2 separate regions of the Mus musculus genome follow, and region 2 is linked to region 1. A link is a contact called in ENCODE POLR2A ChIA-PET data. All regions are on one chromosome and are shown on one strand. The core of a region is the stretch at or near the end of the contact, and the rest is flanking DNA. Distances in the headings are between cores, read along the strand shown.

Evidence for each region. ChIA-PET counts read pairs that join two places held with the same protein, here RNA polymerase II (POLR2A).
Region 2: POLR2A ChIA-PET joins it to region 1 with 17 read pairs in embryonic stem cell. The contact joins the promoter of Gamt here to the promoter of Ptbp1 in region 1. POLR2A ChIA-PET finds 5 or more read pairs at or near these places in 3 of 5 experiments (Patski and embryonic stem cell).

What each region holds. Positions count from the first base shown.
Region 1 is chr10:79,852,491-79,858,402 of GRCm38, reverse strand. Ptbp1 (polypyrimidine tract binding protein 1) reads right to left here and starts at 3,971. Exons shown (of 14, transcript NM_001077363.2): 1 at 3,682-3,971; 2 at 1,869-1,899. The coding sequence starts at 3,689. E130317F20Rik (RIKEN cDNA E130317F20 gene) reads left to right here and starts at 3,432. Exons shown (of 1, transcript NR_029447.1): 1 at 3,432-5,912.
Region 2 is chr10:80,257,784-80,262,955 of GRCm38, reverse strand. Gamt (guanidinoacetate methyltransferase) reads left to right here and starts at 1,944. Exons shown (of 6, transcript NM_010255.4): 1 at 1,944-2,235; 2 at 3,043-3,188; 3 at 3,292-3,355; 4 at 3,712-3,779; 5 at 3,906-4,016; 6 at 4,499-4,805. The coding sequence starts at 2,055. The coding sequence ends at 4,639. It also overlaps a transcript of Dazap1 not described here.

The DNA.
Region 1 (5,912 bases), core at 2,722-5,221:
CTCACTCGGGACCTCCTAAACTGACCCCATGGTAAGGAGACACCCCCTTCTTAGAAGCAATTTATTCATTATTTTAGCCGAACCAACCCTGGATATCACAGAAGAGATTTCAACCAGGACAGCAAATGAGGCAGGACATGGCGCCTCAGACAGAGGTTTCATGAGACAGAGCTCTCTGGCTGTCCACTCCCAGGCAGCCAAACCCTGAAGGTAAACACTCAGGGACTCAGGACCATATTCATCCAAGGACCACCCCCCTTACCCCACCGCCCCATCACTGCCCACCCAACACTGTCTAGGGCACTGGTCTGGATCCTCCAACAATGCCAGCCTATGAAAGAAGCAGGACACCCATGGTGAACTGACAGGTCTAGAGACCTCACAGCCAGCACCTGCCATGCCCACTACTCACCCTAGGTGGAAAGGGTAAACTAAACCCAAGCATCTCACAACCTGCACCATTCTGAAGCATCCTACCCAGTCCTGGCCATACTAAGGTCTCAGGAGCAAGGACTGCTGATGGGGTCTTGGACTTGCCCCGCCTGTAGACAAGACCATGACATGCAAACTCAGAATCTCATGTCCATATCACTTGAGCTGCAAAATCCACTTCCTTCAGGCCACCATTTATTTACCCATGAAGTCCCTTATGCTGACCTTAGTGGGGGTGGCTTCCCTCTGGGCAGGGCAACAGAAGCAGTACTTACTTCCTGCAGCTCTGTTCCTGGCAGGCTGCCAGAGCCCTAACAGTCTCCCCATAGACGCCAGGGAGCCCACTACAGTCAGAGGAAACTCCAGCCACGTAGGCCAACAGCCCCACGCATCTAGGCAGACAAAAGCATATGATGCCACAGCACAGGAGAGCCCCTGGTCAGCCCAGCCTTCCCAAATGCTTGCCATAGAGATAGATAGTCCCAATCCACTCGCAGTCCCAGAGCAAGAAGCCTGGCCCACGTATTCACCTGGAGCTCCCTGCTAACTTGCCCAGTATGCCATCTGCGGCTAGCTAGAATTGAGTCCCGTGTAGACAAGTGGCCATGGGGCAATCCAGGTCAGCAGCAGCTTTGCCCAGACAGTACTCTGTCACCTGCAGGTCTGGACCTAAACTAAGTGGGGCTCCCTCCCCCACTGTTGAACACACACTTATCTGAGGGAAGATCACCAGGCAGATGGAGACAGCGTCCACTCACAGAAAAGTCAAACTAGTCCAGACAGCAGCCTGGTAGCAAATCAGATGGCAGCAGCTGAGATGGCCTTTGACGGAGAAACCCCAAACTACAGGCAAATCTAAATAGCCCACCTAACACAGTAAGACCAATCCTGACACAAACACATCTGCCACACCATTTCAAGACAGCATACCTGCAACCCTTCTAGCTCCAGGCTTCAGCCCAAAGTACCGTTGAGACTGAAATACACTTACTGTCTGTCTCCCCAGACACTCAAGAAGCTGAGGCAGGAGTCACCCGCTGGAGAGCAGGCCTGAGAACTGCCTGGACAGCACAGGAAAACAACACCAAATGGGTGGTAACTCAGTCTCACCTTAGAACATGCCACAGCCTTTCAAACCAAACCCACAGAGGAAACACCAAATGGAGTGTCCACAGGCCTGAACTCACTGCTTAGATGAAGGCAGCAGGGCAGGACAAGGCAAAGCCAGCCAGAAAGAGGCCAGCACAAAGACAGAATCACCAGACCCACAAAAGGGTCCTAAGCCCTCAAAACTCTTGGACGGCAGGTCTACATGCATCCATGCTATCTTCCGCCTCCGAGTCTTTGTAGACCCTGGACTAAGGCAGGCTCCTCTGCAATAAGCAAGCCTTTACTCTGACTACAATGGGGTACAATGCCAAGCTAGAGACACCTACCTTTGTACCGACTGCTATGTCTGGGACGATGCTGTGGAGAGAAAAGTAGACATCAGCACTGTGTGGCCTGTAGGGCCCTCTGCCAGTCCGGCTTAGAAAGGCAGGGAAGTGAGCCATCCATTGAGTCTCAACTTGAAAGAGGGCCATCATTGTCCTTGAAGACCCTCCCTTCTTCCACACAGGACCCAGACCCTGCCTTTCAACACATTAAATCCAGTTTTAGTACAGGAAAAAAAAAAAAAGAAAAGGAAAGAAAAAAAGCCCAGTTTTTATAAAGCATACCAGTGACCTGGGTCAAAACTCAACTCCTGAGCATCCTACAACGCCAGGGAGCCTGAAATATAGGTAAGGAGCAGCCCAAGACAGTGCTTCCTGATGGGGGCTGGGAGCTCCTCCAGGGCCACACTGCTGATGGCAGGCAAAGTGGCCTTGTTACCATTTACAAACCAACAGAGCTGCCGGGATACACCCTAGGTTACTGATCAACCCCAGCCCCTCGTGACTGCACCCTGCCGCCTCACACCTAGCCTGCTTACAGGCAGCAGCAAGCCTACCACAGCTGGCAGGTTACCAAATGGCTCTCAGGGGTCTGCCTCGTGAAGGGATTCCACCAGAAGTGGTGGCTGGGGTATGTGTAACCCTCTGCTTGGTTTACTGTTTTCAAAGAATCTTTTGCGACATTTCTCTGCACTCCCTTCTAGAACTCACTTCGATCTGCCTATCTCTGGCAGGATTAAAGGTGTGCACCACCACACCCCGCTCAAAGATCCTCGGTAAGTTGCTCAAAGGAGGCAACTGGAGACTCCTGTCTGTCATCTCAGCACTTAGAAGGCTGAGGCAGGAGGACTGCCATAGGTACTCAGCTTGAAGCTAGGCCAAACTACTTTTCAGAATCGTGTTAAAAGGAAAGCCGCTTACTAAGCCTGGTGACTCAAAGCACTAGGGAGGTTAAGGTGGGGAAAATCAGGAATTCAAGGCCAGTCCTTATCCAAAAGCCAAACAAAAAGTTTCAACAAAAAAGTCGGGGCCTGGTGACGCAGGCCTTTAGTCCCATCACTACGCAAGCAGAGGCAAGCGCAAGCAGATCTTTCAGACCAGCCTACAATGAGATCCGGTCTCCAAAACAAACCGAAAACTACAAAAAGTTGCCAGTGGAGGGGGCATCCGGGAAGCATGTGGGAGATACGGATGCCAGGCCGGCGCCCACACCGGAGACCGAACTGAACCTCACTCTGGCCCACCCGCCCCTCCAATGGGGGGCCCTGGAGGCCTCCTCCGGACACCTCCCCCCAGGCGGGAAGGGCGGGCGCGTTCGGCACAGGTCCGCGCGCGTGCCCGCACCAGGGCGCGCGCCCTACTACGCGCGCGCACCCGGGGTCGCATGCGGCGTGCGAAGCGACATTGCTCGGGGCACAGGGCGAGCCGGCCGGATTGGAGCACGGCAGGCGGGAAGGATCGCAGCGGCCGAGCCGCTCCGAGTGAGCGCGTCTCACCGGAGGGAGCGCGCGTGCACGCGGAGGGCGGGAGGGGGGCGCTGGGTTCCTCCGGATGAACCGCGCGGGCACCGGAAGTGCGCTGGGCGAGGGGCTTAAGGGGAGCCGAAAGCTGGGTGCGGTCGCCCTAAGCCAACCGGCTTCCTTAAGGGCCTCAGACGCCCGGGATTCCGAGCGCGCCACGCGGAACGAGGCCACACGCACGCGCCCATTGCAGCGGTTAGAGGGATCGGCGGGGGCCAAAAGTCCACGCGCGCGGCAGCGATGGCTGGGACGGAGTGGTGAGCGGAGCGGCGTGCGAGGGGCGCGGCAGGACTTACCCGTCCATGGCACACGGAAGAGACCCGCGGGGAACGGAGCGGAGGCGCAGGAATAGCAGAAACCGACCCAACGGCTCCGAGTTATAGACTCACAAGATGGCGGAGACGCCCGCACACGTCCCCCGCGCGCGATCCTCATTGGTTCCCGCTGCGGTCTGTGGGCGTGGTCAACCCCGCCTGCCCCCGCCAGGGCCTTCTATTGGTCAAAAGGTTACTCCAAGGGCGAAACGCATCCAGACAGCAGACAGCTGTTGGGCGGGACGGCCGTCAGTCAAGACGGAAGACGGAAACGGCCGGTGGGGGAGGGGGAGGGAGTGAATGAGTAGACGCACGTGATACCATCTGAGCCAATGAGCGAGCCTTTGTTCGACCCGTGGGACGCCATCTTGAGAGTGGGTACGTGGCGGGTCAGACGCAGAGAAGCGTGCATTCTGGAGGTTGCCTCCATATTGCAAGCAGGCACTGGAAGCCGTTAGCCTCCAACGTGAGAGTAAAGCAAGCTGCTTCGCCATCTTAGAAGCGGGCAGAAAACCCCGTATTGCCCTAGCTTGCTTGTGGTCACGTGGCCAGAATTTGGCCTTTCAACCGAGTTTCTCCTGGACTAGATCGCAACGAGGTGGAGGCCACGTGCTTCATAGACGCAGTCGCGACTAGATTGTGAATCATCTCTTTCCGTCTTTTGTCTACCCACAGCAGCCAAGCTCCATCTGTGTCGCAGGGATGGGGAAACCGAGGAAAGGAGCCGCAGTGTGGCTGGTTCTGCCTAAAGCTGGGGAAACGAGGCTACAAACTCAGCAGCCGCAGAATCCACTGGAGGGACGAAACTCCGCCCTCTTGTACCTTCACCCCAGCAGCCAGGATTCTGCCTTCCAGTCCTGGGGTATCACAAAGCAAGACGGGTTCTCCAAGGCCTAGTGCAGGCTATAAAACAGATCCTTTGGTAGGACTCCCAAAGGCACAAACTATCCGGATTCTTGTCTGCCTGGTTATCTGCTAAAAAAAAAAAAAAAGCCAGGCAAGGGGGAAAAGTTTCTCCTCCGCCCTGCACGGGAGGTGAGCCCAGAGCACTGGCCTCCCTTTTCTGTAATACAGGGCTCGTGGGAGGCGGGGCAAAGGGGCTGGCGGCTATACTGGTTTCCTTGCAGATCTGGCCAGGGGCCCAACAGCCTTGGAGCCCCAACGCGGGCTTGGTGCCAGAGGATTCCAGCCTGGATTAGGGGCGGCTGCCGATTTCCATGGAGGCCGCGCTGGGAGTGAGGTCTTTCAGGCCCCAGCCAGCCGGCACAGCAGCTAGCTTGAAGGCCCAGAATCACTAATCAGGACCGTCTCGCGGATTTAGAAAACACATACACACACACAACAAGGCATAGGATTTGAGCCCTCTGGGACTCCCATCAGGTCCTGGCTGGACCATCAGGGATAAGGTTGGCTGCCAGTTTTTGTTCTCTGGGTGGCTGGTGCCAAGCAGGAGCCCCACCCTCAGAAGCTAACCTGCACGGGTGGCTGCCAGTGAAGTTGGAGGCTGCTCATGTCCAAGAAGCACAGGTCTACACTAGCAGAGTTTGTTGAAAGCCATTTCAGAGACCTCCCAGAACCTTTCTTATGAAAACGGTTTGTGTGTAGCCCTGGCTATACCGAACTCCTGCTGGCCTCTAAGGCCCAGAGATCTGCCTCCTGAGTTAATGGCCAGCCCCACCACGCCTTGCTTCCCGGAACCACTGAATGGTCTTGTTCACCTTCAATTCCTTATCTGCTTCCTGATCCGAATCAGACCTCCATTACCCAGTGGGGAACATTTAATTCCGAATCCCAACCCCTGCGCTGCAGAGACCCAGCCTGAGGCTGGCCTCACATAGATCCACTGCCCCTGCTTCCTGAGTGCTGGAATCAAAGGTGTGTGCCACCATGCCCAGCTAGAATTGTTTTTGAGACAAATTCTCAACTTTGTGACCCAGATTGTCCTGGAATTCATATCTCAGACTGGCCAGCAGTGATTGTCCTGTTTCCGAATCCTGTGGTGAAATGACAGGTCTGTGCCTCTATGCCTAGCCAGAGTGAGTTCAAGACCAGGTTGGTCAACATAGTAAAGAGGGCAGGGGGAGGGGGAACCTCTGCTTTGAACCCCCCAAAGAGGGCCTAGGGGTGTGTCTCCGGGGTGGAACCCCAGCCTAGAATTCCCCAATGAGTTGAGTGTAGCTCAGGGGTGGAGCCCCAGCCTAGAATGCCTCAGT
Region 2 (5,172 bases), core at 695-3,194, 410 kb before region 1:
GCACAGGGATGAGACACCAAGTACATTAAAAAATAAAAAACAGCGGGGCGTGGTGGCGCAGGCCTTTAATCCCAGCACTCGGGAGGCAGAGGCAGGTGGGTTTCTGAGTTTGAGGCCAGCCTGGTCTACAAAGTGAGCTCCAGGACAGCCAGAGCTATAAAGAGAAACCCTGTCTCGACAAACCAAAAAATAAAATAAATAAAAAAACAAACCAAAACTCCCAAAAGTGCTAACTGTTGCGGTTCTAAATTGGAGCCCTGGTCTCCACTCCTGTTTTTAGCAGTTTTCCCCACCTGTAAAATGAGGGCACCAACAGTTATTGCTGTAACATCTTCTAAGGATTAAGAGTGTCACTGCTTTTCCAGCAGTTCTTAGAAAAATCATCAGATCGCTACACCTAACATGTCCAAGTGACCCAGTAGTAAGCTAGAGCTGCTGAATGACAGGTATGGATTAGAGCAGCTGAGAGAGGGCCGGCTTCTTGGACCTCACCAGGCCAATGAATGTCTAAACTTGAGGCATTCAGCCAGGCATGGTGGCATACGCCTTTAAATCCCAGCAGTTCAGAGGTAGAATCAGGCAGAAATCTGTGAGTTCGCGGCCAACTTGTTCTCAATAGCAAGCTCCAGGCCAGTCAGGAGCTCCTGTCTCTAAATAAACGGATAAATAGAAATAAAAAAATCAACTTGGGCCGGGCCTGGTGGCGCACGCCTTTAATCCCGGCACTGGGGAGGCAGAGGCAGGTGGAGTTCTGAGTTCGAGGCCAGCCTGGTCTACAGCGTGAGTTCCAGGACAGCCAGGGCTACACAGAGAAACCCTATCTCGAAAAACCTAAAAAAAAAAAAAAAAAAGAATCAACTTAGAGGAGCATCGTGGACGACACGCTGAGATCAGGAAGTTTCACAGCCTCTTCAAACAGTAAATCCAGTACCCTTGCGAGCCAGCCAGGCAAATGCAGAAAGTCAAGCCTCATTCCAAATGTGGTGCCAGGGAGCTTGCCCCGCCCCTCCAGAAGCCACAACAGTGCACGTGCCAGCATATGGTACTCTCCATGGCACTGGGACCACTGGTAGTCTCTAAACGTCCCTCCTTGCACCGCAGGCACTTCACCCCTCATGGCTCCAACTTCCTGCCTAGATAACTTGGCCCCGCCCAGGTCCGCAGGCTCCGCCCCATTCATAGTAAAAGGATGGACTCAGCTGGACTCCACAATTACCCTATCCTCAGGCCCCGCCTCCTTGGCGCCAGCCTCAGCTCTAGCGGAAAGCTAGGCCCCGGATCCTGTTTTGCCTCTACCAGGCTGGGCCCCACCCGTGAAAGAAGACTAGGCTTCGCCAGTAGCAGAACGCTTGGATTTCATCCTATCCCATAAACACCTACCCCATGGCTCTGTCCTCATCCGTAGCAGAAGGCTGGACACCACGGTCTCAGCCGGCTGGCCCCGTTCCTTAGTTTCGTCTCTCATACTTAGCAGAATGGTGACCCCACCCCATTGCTCCGGCCCCGCCCCTAGCAGAAGGCTGGACTCTGTCCTACCATACAGGCTCCATCCTGTATGGCTCCTGCCTGCATTCCTCATAGAAGTCTGGATTCTGTCCCAACCCACAGCTCTGGCCCCATCCATAGCAAAAGATTGGACTCCTCCCCAGCCCACCAGTGCAGGACCTATCCCATTCCGTAGATCCGCCCCTCAGAACTTTACTTTGGGCTCCAGCGAGTAGCCCCGACCGTGAGCACGCTCCACCCTGTCCCTCAGCTCCATCCACCCAGGCCCAGCCCAGTGCCAGGCTGGACCCCCTCCCAGAGCAAGGGCCAACCCTCTTCTAATGACTGGACCCACCCTAGCCCAGAAAAGCCCCGCCCCAGCGAGTAGGCCCCGCCCACACGGCTCAGCCACGGAGTTCTTTAGGGCGCATAGGCCCCGCCCCCGCCTCAGGCTCCCACCCACTTGAGTGCAAGGCTAATCTCTGTGCAGAGGCACCGCCCCACTCCGCCTCCACCGGCCCCGCGGCTCCGCAGCCCTGCGCTCCCGGCCTGGTTTGCACAGCCTCACCATGAGCTCTTCTGCAGCTAGCCCGCTCTTCGCGCCCGGCGAGGACTGCGGCCCCGCGTGGCGCGCGGCCCCCGCGGCCTATGACGCGTCTGACACGCACCTGCAAATCCTGGGCAAGCCAGTGATGGAGCGTTGGGAGACCCCCTATATGCATGCGCTAGCGGCGGCTGCTGCCTCCAGAGGTACTCTGCCAGAGGAAACTGAGGCTGCAGCTTAAAAGAGCAGGAGCTCCCATGCATGTTGCAAGTCTCAGTTTCCTTGCCTGAGGCACTGAGCTGCCTTGGGGCTACCTTGGTCGGGAAGGGAAGGGTATTTGCAAAAAGTGGACGCAGGAAAGAGGTCCCGGCTCCGAACTGGAACTTCCTCTCCCAGGGAAGATTTCTACTTCCCGGGGCTGGGTCTTCGGACCACAGTCGAGTGGAACTTAATAGAAAGAGCGAGAAAGAGCAGAGGGGCGTGAGGCTTGTGCTTGTCGGGAACCTCCGAGTCTCCAGGGGCTGTTGCTAAGAATAGCTTGGGAAAACTGAGCAGAGAGGCAGCTGTCCCGGTGCTGTGGCCCTGAACTTCTGTACAAGGGGTGGTGTCTGAGGCACCCCAGCTTCAAACAGGGCAGATGGGCAGTGAGTGAGTGGACTTCAAAGTTCACCCAAGGCAAATGAGGACTTGGTATTAGGTGCAGAATGAAACGTGGAGGGGCTGCAGGTGTAGAGCCTCCAAGCCAGGCTTGGCCCTTTCTCACAGATTAGAGCACAAATCGCGTGGGCAGGGGCTCAGAGTCCAGGGATCCCTGGGGCCAGGCCCTGGGCTCCCAGGCTAGCCGCTCTGATTGGCAGCTGGCCCGAGCCCACACTCTGCTGTTACTTTGTTCTGTCCACCCACATGGTCCTGCTGGCTGGCTGGCTGGCTGGCCTTGAGGCAAGTGTGAGCCAGGCCTCACATCTAAGTCCCCCTCCCCCACCCAAACCAGCTGTCATGTTTTGTCCTCCTAGGGGGCCGGGTCTTGGAAGTGGGCTTCGGTATGGCCATTGCAGCCTCCAGGGTGCAACAGGCCCCCATAGAGGAACACTGGATTATTGAGTGCAATGATGGGGTCTTCCAGCGTCTACAAGACTGGGCCCTGCGGCAGCCACATAAGGTACCTTCTGCCGCTGGGGTGCAGACTGGGAGTAACCCTCAGGGCTGGGAGATCATGGGGTCCCATGTGACCCTCAACCTCTTTTGACCCTCTCCTCTCCAAGGTTGTTCCCTTGAAAGGCCTGTGGGAGGAGGTGGCACCTACCCTGCCTGACGGTCACTTTGATGGTGAGGGAACTCTGGGAGCCTGGCAAAGGGGTTGAGCTCTGGGGAACCCGCTAGCGTCTGGGTACTACTTGGCAGCCTGTGCCTGCTTTTACACTACCATACCCTCTTCAGCCTGGTGGAGCTTGCCATCAAAAGGATGACCAAAGTTTGACCCCCAGGATGTACGTGGTGTAAGGAGAGAATGGATGCCTACAAGTTGTCCCCCATCCCAACAAACACACCTCCAATGTGCACTGGGGACACATCCGTGGGAAGGGCAGCTGTATGGGCTGGGTTAGCGTCCAAGGCCATGGGATGGCTCAGATGAGGTTGGGCAAGGCTGTGCCAGCGCTGACTGGTATGTGTTCAAACTGCAGGGATTCTATATGACACGTACCCGCTGTCTGAAGAGGCCTGGCACACTCACCAGTTCAACTTTATTAAGGTAGGACTGCAGGGGGCCAGGGACGGTGGGCCTTGGAAGGTCAGGTGGGCAGGGCATGTGACATTTACAGACCAGCAGCTCTCTTCCCATGGTCCTACCCCTTCCTGTCCACTGGCCTCTCTGCAGAATCATGCCTTCCGCTTGCTGAAGACCGGGGGCGTCCTCACCTACTGCAACCTCACGTCCTGGGGGGAGCTCATGAAGTCCAAATACACAGACATCACCACCATGTTTGAGGTATGCTGCCTGAGAGCAGGTGAGGAAGACCTTACCCCGAAGCTTGGCAGTGGCCTTCCTCAGGCCATGGCATGGGGGAGGCCCTCTGCTCGCTGGCCTAGGGGGCCAGAGCTCTCAAGAGGTCCGGTCAGGGTTGTGATTTTCCATTCTGAAGTCAGGAAGGCCCCCACTAGTCCTAGCCTCTGGTGGCTCCTCAGTGCTCTGTACAGCCCTGCTCACTGTACTCTACCTGTGGGGCTGTGCCTGTCTTGGGGACAGATGCCCTCCAGTACCAGGGCAAGCAGGACAGCTTTCCCACCAGCCCATGAGGCAGCTTTCATCACATAAGACTCTTTTCTTGAGAGGCCTACAGCGGGCCTGTGCAAGGATGCTGGTCTGAGACACAGCAGAGCTTATCAGGAAATTGTTGCCTGCACCAGAATTCACTCACACCCAGGTCCTGTCCCACATCATCTGGGGTGACCTGTGACCCCGCCCTACAGGAGACGCAGGTGCCTGCACTGCAGGAAGCTGGCTTCCTGAAAGAAAACATCTGCACAGAGGTGATGGCACTGGTGCCCCCAGCCGACTGCCGCTACTATGCCTTCCCTCAGATGATCACACCCCTGGTCACCAAGCACTGAGCAGCCGGCCCAGGTCTACAAGGAGCCTGTGTCCTCCTCAGTACCTTTGTGGCTGGATTGTGGGCTCCAGCCTCTCCACTGTCCCTCAGTGTGACATCCTAACCTCTGCCTGGCACTGCCATCTTCCCAGAGCTCAGGAGTAAAATAAATGCTAACAAGAAGACTAGTGGGTTGGTTGGCAGTGAGCCAAAGGTGAGGGACCACATCTGGCTTAGAACTGCCTCTGCCTCAGAAGATGTGGTGCTCGGTGCCCCCTGCCCCACCCAGACATGACCAATCCACCATTGTCTGTTTTCAACAGGGGGCCCAGGATGAGACTGTGGGGTCTCACCAAGGCCAGGGTAGAGGAGAGCCTCCACAGGCCTCAGCCTAGCCCAGTACACAACAAGCAATGTGGCTCTCACAGTGCAGCCCTACTGTGCAAATCCCTGGTACCAAATCTGCTGCCTGGGTCCACACTGCACCCACCTCTGCCTCACTCCTGTTGGCCTGTGTCCTATGCCAGCTCTTCTTCACTTCGGGCTGCTGTCCTG